Linked DNA regions of Homo sapiens: region 1 is linked to region 2. The links are chromatin contacts, found by Hi-C or POLR2A ChIA-PET in ENCODE. All regions are on one chromosome and are shown on one strand. Each heading gives the region's core, a stretch centred on a gene start or an enhancer-like site at or near the end of the contact. The rest is flanking DNA. Distances are from core to core; before and after follow the strand shown. Region 1 overlaps LOC101929710 (a long non-coding RNA gene). Region 2 overlaps LOC101929710 (a long non-coding RNA gene).

Region 1 (3,198 bases), core at 185-2,684, 190 kb before region 2:
ATTTAGCAAGATCTTTATAATGAAAGTTCTGTGGTCTATTTCCTATACAATTCAGAGTGATATGCTGCTACCATATTGACCAAATATGAAGTGCTTCCTCTTTGGGTGACCTGATAGCAGCAGAATACCTCTCTGAGTCATTTGATATTGATTTTTGATCTTCACTTCCTGAGATTTTTTTTAAACCCCAAACTGCAAATTAGAGTAACTTGATATTTCTATGTCTTATGATGTGATACAGAGACAGTATCCCAAAGCTCATTTCATTTCTGAGGGAGCGGTGTGTGTGTGGGGGGGTCTTATGTATGAGTGAAGAGACAGTGTTTCAATGTTACATTTTCTGTTTTTTTTTTAATTTAAAAAAACAGATGTTGCAAAACAAGATTGAGGTTAGTCCAGGACCATTTTTAACTACTTGAACATCTCCAAATCTGCACATTAATTCTGACTATATTATCAATTCAGAAATTCAAGAGATGTTCCAAAGTTTAATAACATCTTCAAATGCTTTTAGGTAATTGGTCATTTACTTTGCTAGCCTAGTGTTTGTTGTTTTTAATCTGCATGCTTTTCAGTGATGTCCAAAGCAAGTTGATTTCCAAAAGGCTTTCCAAACCTTATCTTTTCTAACAGATAAATATGAGAAAAGCAAAATTCTTTTACTTTCAGATAGGTATGATATAAGGATCATATCCACATATTGCTACGTAGTTTCATACCTCTATCAATTACTATTCACTCACCTCCTTTCCTAGATGCTTCAAATTAACTGGTAATTGTATCCCTTTAAAGAGCCCATCCCTAGAACTTGACACTGCTCTTGATAACCTATGTGGAGGTTTGAAAGGAAGCTACTCGCGGGAAGGCTTGAAGGACACCAGGTGACCTGGTTTGTCTAACAAACAGTTTTTCTTTTGCTGGCTGTTTAACCAGTCTTTGCCTTGTGTGTAGATTGCATGCTCTGACTGGGGTTTTCAGAGGGGTGGGAGAGAAAACAGATAGAGCCTGCCTACTAGAGAGGTGGAGAAGAATGAGGCCAAGTGAAAGAGAGGGCTGAAAGCATGAAAGCTACTGCAGGGAGATATTTTAGGGGAGGAGTTGACAGGATCAATATGGATATAAAGGATGCTTTTGCTACATGATATACAATATAATTTTGCTCCCCCCCTCAAAAACATTAGCAAATATAAAAATTAGGTATCTACAGTTTTGATGGGGAAAATGTGCTGAGACTGGTCTTGGGAAAAAAGAACCATGGCCCAAGTGACCGAGTGACAATCAGATTACTCCTGGAAGCAGCACTTCTAAAACAAAGGAAGAGAAAGTTATCCACCCTTTGTTTTTCTGCCGCTTCAAAGATGGCAGAGTCTATAGTGACATGGAGAACAGTGAAATGAGATGAGGTTAACCTCTTTGGAGAGGAAATGATGAGTCAGTTGCCATGGGAGTTGAAAAGATAAGTTTTTTTTTTCTCTTCCTGTGTTGCTCACAGAAGTATAGTAACTGAAGTGTTTTAATAAAAAGTTCTCATCTCAAGGCCATCAATGGCTCATCATACACGTATGTGACTCCAGCAATACAAATTAGATGGTTTTTCAAATCATAGCACAACTGAAGGGGAACAGAGAGTACTTGGAAAGCTTAAATGGGGGCAGGAGGGGTAGTCTATTGCTTCAACTTTAGTAAAATGTGTTCAGACATTTTAATAAAATCTGCTGAAAACAGGCAGACTGGTTTTATATCTTTTGGTAAAGAATCCAGTTCAAATAGAGTTGTGAGTAAGAGTAGCTTTTGGGCGAAGTGAAGGATGGTAACTGAGTTGGGTGAAGAGGATATGGGACAGAGCTCAGCAAGGGTGGGCTTCAGTCTGGCATGAAGCCAACAAGGCAGCAGGCAGTCAGGGAAGTTCAAATATTCCAGCCACTGTATTGAAAGCTTCTTTTCTTTAGAAGCAGCCTCCATATTTTAGTCGTATTTGTATTTCTCCAAGACCATACATAATTAAGTGCTTAATTTGAGCACTGGGTAGATTCAAATTATAAGAGAATTAGAGTTCTGGGTGCTCATAGGAGAAGATAGCTTGGCTTAATAACTTTTATCAGTGGAAATGAGATCAGAAGTTCCCATGCCTGCCCCATATCTGATTTAAATCACACGTTATATTCTTACTTGCTTCCTTCTTTCTATAAAAAAAATTTATACTGTTACAAATATCCCTCCATCAAAATGTCAGACCATTACCTACTCAATTATTTGGGAGGGGAGCATTTCTCATGGTATTATCCCAAATTATGATTAGAATTTCCAAGCTGTCATAATGCACAGATTTAATAGGACAGCTCAAAAAAGATTTACTTGAGAAATGTGATGAATATAGAGAAAGAAAAATGTATCATCACTCTGGAAATCCATGGATTTTCTTCAACTGCCATACCTGTACCTTACTCTTTTCCACTTCTATAATTACCTCTCCTTCCTTACTTCTATGCGCCTATTAATCCTCTACAGACCAACTTGCATCACCATCACTCCAGTAAAATTTTCTTGTCAAAGACATCATTGATCTCCATGTCGCAAATACACCAGGCATGTCTACAACTTCATCTATTCAACATCTCACTGCCTTTGGATACTGTTGTTCCACTGTCCTCCTCCTTTTATTTTCTTTTGGAGACGGAGTTTTGCTCTTGTCGCCCAGGCTGGAGTACAGTGGCACGATCTCGGCTCACCGTAACCTCCACCTCTCAGGTTCAAGTGATTCTCCTGCTTCAGCCTCCCTAGTAACTGGGATTACAGGCGTCTCTCACCACGCCTGGCTAATTTTTTGTATTTTTAGCAGAGATGGGATTTCATCATGTTGGGCAGGCTAGTCTTGAACTCCTGACCTCAGGTGATTCACCCGCCTAGGCCTCCCAAAGTGCTGGGATTACAGGCCTGAGCCACTGCACCCAGCCCTCCTCCTCCTTTTTCTTTAAAAAAAAAAAAAAAAAAAAAAAAACCTTAAATATTTAACATATGGTTATTTAACATATAGTTAAAAGATTTAAATGTACTAAAGGGCTCCTCATAACAAAACAACAGTATCTTCAATTGTCGGTTTTAACAAATAAAAGTAGGTACCACTGAGGACATACTTAGGTTTAAAAAGTGTTTATTTGGCCAGGTGCAGTGGCTCACGCCTGTAATCCCAGCACTTTG
Region 2 (2,888 bases), core at 315-2,814:
AGATGCCTCACAGGTACTTGCAAGCTAATATGTCCGAAACAGCAGTCACGATCTCTGCCTTCCTGCAGAATATCATTATAAGTGAATAGTACTGCCATCTACTCAGGAGCTCAAGCCCGAAATCTGGAGTCTTCTTCAAAATTTTTTATTCCTTTATCTACCATAGCCAATCAACCATCATGTTTTAGCAATTTTATTCTTCTAAATGTCACTCATATTTTGCAATCGGAGGATGTTAGCCTACTGGCACCACCCAAATGCAAACTCCATCATTTCTCAATTGGATCATTGTGACAGCCTTTATGGTGGCAACCTCTAAAATGGTCCCCAGTGATCCCTGCCTTCTGATGTTCACACTGTTGTGTAATCCTCCCTACTTTTGCTTCCAATAAATAGAATACAGTAAACATGATGGGATGTCACTTTTACATGGGTTACAAAAACACCCTGACTTTCATCTTTCTCTCAGTCTCTCACTTTCTCACCTGTGTGGAAACAAGCTGTGTCATCTGGGTCACTCTGCCCTATGGAGATATGACAAGGAACTGAGGGAAGCCTCCAGCAACAGCCAGCAGGGAACTGAAGTCCCTAGTCCAACAGTCCCTGAGGAACTGAATCCCACCCATAGCCACATGAGCAAATGTGGATTCTCCCTCAGTTAAGCCTTCAGATGGGAGAGCAGCTCTGGCTGACATCTCAATTACAGCTTCATGAGACCCTGAGCCAGTGATACCCAGCTAAGGAACTGTACACCCAAAAAAGTGAATTTTACTGTAATAATTTTTAATTATGGGAATAATATAGTGTTTCTTAAGAGATACTGTAGCATGCATTTGCACTGAGTTAGACGTAGAAAGTGAAAGGACAGATCAAAGACAGAGCAATTATAATGGAGCCCAATGCTAAGTCGAAAGCTCAGAATAAGCTCAGAATCAAGATACAATCTCTCCAACCACAAATCTCCTGTTTCTGGTAGATTTGTATCAGTAAAATAGTGTATCATCCAACACATGTATTAAGCAAGCATAGATTAGGGACTCTTCAAAAAAGAGTAGGTTAGGTTAAGACTCTTCAAAAAAGAGTAGATTAGGTTAAGAAGCTCTTTTGGGAAGAGAAAAATTAGCGTATATCTGGAGGTCACTGAAGTTTGCTGAAACCATTGGGGCCAGTGAGACTGGTAAGACTCCTTGTTAGATATCATCTCCCATGACAATAACAGACTGATTAAATATAAAAGGGAGATCTCAAAATTCTAAACTGGAAAAGAAAGCGATGTGCAAAATACAAATTGAATTTCATTTCCATATCTACCCTCATACACATAAGCACATCAAGCCAGAGTAGAGCAGCAGAAGGGAACAAGGCAAGACTTCGACCAAATCATCTGTGTTCAAATGCTGACCCCTTGTGTCTACAAGTCATTATATCACGGTATTCTGTACTTAACCATGTGGTTTTTCAGCTCTATTTGTGTAAGCAATAATGAAAGAACCAATGCAAACAAATTTGAAATATAATTCAGCCTGGGGAATTGTACTTGGCACAGAAAATGTGTTGGCTCTGCTTCCATTCACCTCTGCCTACCTGCCATCCACCTGGTAGGTATTAGTCACTTGTTCCATTTCTCCCAAGAAGAAATACAATCATCAGATGCAAATTAAGCCAGCATATCCCCCACAAACTTAAGCAAAAATAAATGAAGACTAAAGGAAAAGTAGAGTATGTTTAATTTCTCACTAGGTCAAGGTCTGATTGTGAGAATAGTCTGATTGTGAGAATATTTACTCAGCCTGCTACCTGATTCGCATTCCTTTGAATCTGAATTCTTTTCATGGCACATGAGCCACTGCTTGCTTTCATGGTTAAGTTAATGTGTGAATTTGCTTCTCACACAATTTGATTGATGTCTTGCTTGGTCTTGGAGAGGTAATGAGATTACCACTTAAAAAATATAACCATTAGTACATGAGAAAAAAAACCATATTTGGAGAAATTGTCAAATGTTGCATTTACTCATCCATTCATTCCACACATTTGAATATATCCATGGCTATAAGAGAATAATCCTTGATTCCTTCCTCATCCCAATGCCCACTTCCCTCCTATACATACAGACTCATCACTAGAAACTATGTCACTCTTCACTATTGCTTTAGGGCTTGCGGTACTAGCCTTTGATATTGTCCCTTGGCCAGTCTTCCTACACACCCAAAATGTAGATTTGACATAAAGCTGCCAGCCTGACAAAGGCAGGACTATTAGTTCTATCAAGGTCACAAGGGTAAGTGTAAAATTACATTCAAGTAGGGGTTACGATCCAATTCCTTCAGTCATTAATTCATTCAACAATTATGTATTAAACATTGGTTTATCTAGACCCTACGATGAATAAACAAAGATGCTTGCCTTCAAGGAGCTCATCTTCCAGCTGAAGGAGACTGATGGTAAATTTAGAGTTAATTAGTGAATCATATAGTGCAGTAGAGCAGGATAAAGTAGATCAGCAGGAAGAGGTATACAATTTTAAATACAGTGTTTGATCAAATTGAAGACATCAACATTTGTAAATCACACCATTATTTTCTGGACCAGTAAGAAAAATAATGCCAATTAAATTGTGCTGCAATGCCTAAAATGGTAGTTCTGTGGCTTTGAAATGCATTTCATAAATCAGCAGGGATCTGGCAATTTCTTCTGCTTTCAGTTGCAATGCTTAGGAAGTTAAAGGCAATCCTTTGTGTGTTTCTCAGTAGCAAAATGAAACTCAGCTTCTTCTCCTTACAGGTAGCCTCCTTAGGCAAGCCCTGTAAAGCACATAGCTGTTGCTTTCAAAGGCAATGTAGAAATGAAAAAAGAAAAGCATGTTAATATTAACATCATTATTTTCA

The links. Hi-C counts contacts between places; a loop is a spot of excess contacts on that map. ChIA-PET counts read pairs that join two places held with the same protein, here RNA polymerase II (POLR2A). Pooled maps may share reads with other maps.
Region 1: a map of naive thymus-derived CD4-positive, alpha-beta T cell shows a loop between it and region 2 (11-fold over the local background). The contact joins two enhancer-like sites. A Hi-C loop is called at or near these places in 3 of 168 maps with a recorded cell type or tissue (CD4-positive, alpha-beta memory T cell and naive thymus-derived CD4-positive, alpha-beta T cell) and 8 of 50 pooled maps. POLR2A ChIA-PET finds 5 or more read pairs at or near these places in 2 of 52 experiments (MCF 10A and activated naive CD4-positive, alpha-beta T cell).

What each region holds. Positions count from the first base shown.
Region 1 is chr5:96,535,832-96,539,029 of GRCh38, reverse strand. All of the region lies in intron 4 of LOC101929710 (a long non-coding RNA gene), which reads right to left. It also overlaps a transcript of CAST not described here. Among named protein-coding and RNA genes, the nearest start is that of PCSK1, 100 kb to the right of the region's middle. Within about 2 kb of position 1,434, at least 5 of the 41 ENCODE cell types and tissues checked have a DNase peak (open chromatin) inside an H3K27ac peak, as active enhancers do.
Region 2 is chr5:96,343,452-96,346,339 of GRCh38, reverse strand. All of the region lies in intron 3 of LOC101929710 (a long non-coding RNA gene), which reads right to left. LOC107986365 (a long non-coding RNA gene) reads right to left here. Exons shown (of 2, transcript XR_001742457.1): 2 at 1,991-2,825. It also overlaps a transcript of CAST not described here. Among named protein-coding and RNA genes, the nearest start is that of PCSK1, 88 kb to the left of the region's middle. Within about 2 kb of position 1,564, at least 2 of the 41 ENCODE cell types and tissues checked have a DNase peak (open chromatin) inside an H3K27ac peak, as active enhancers do.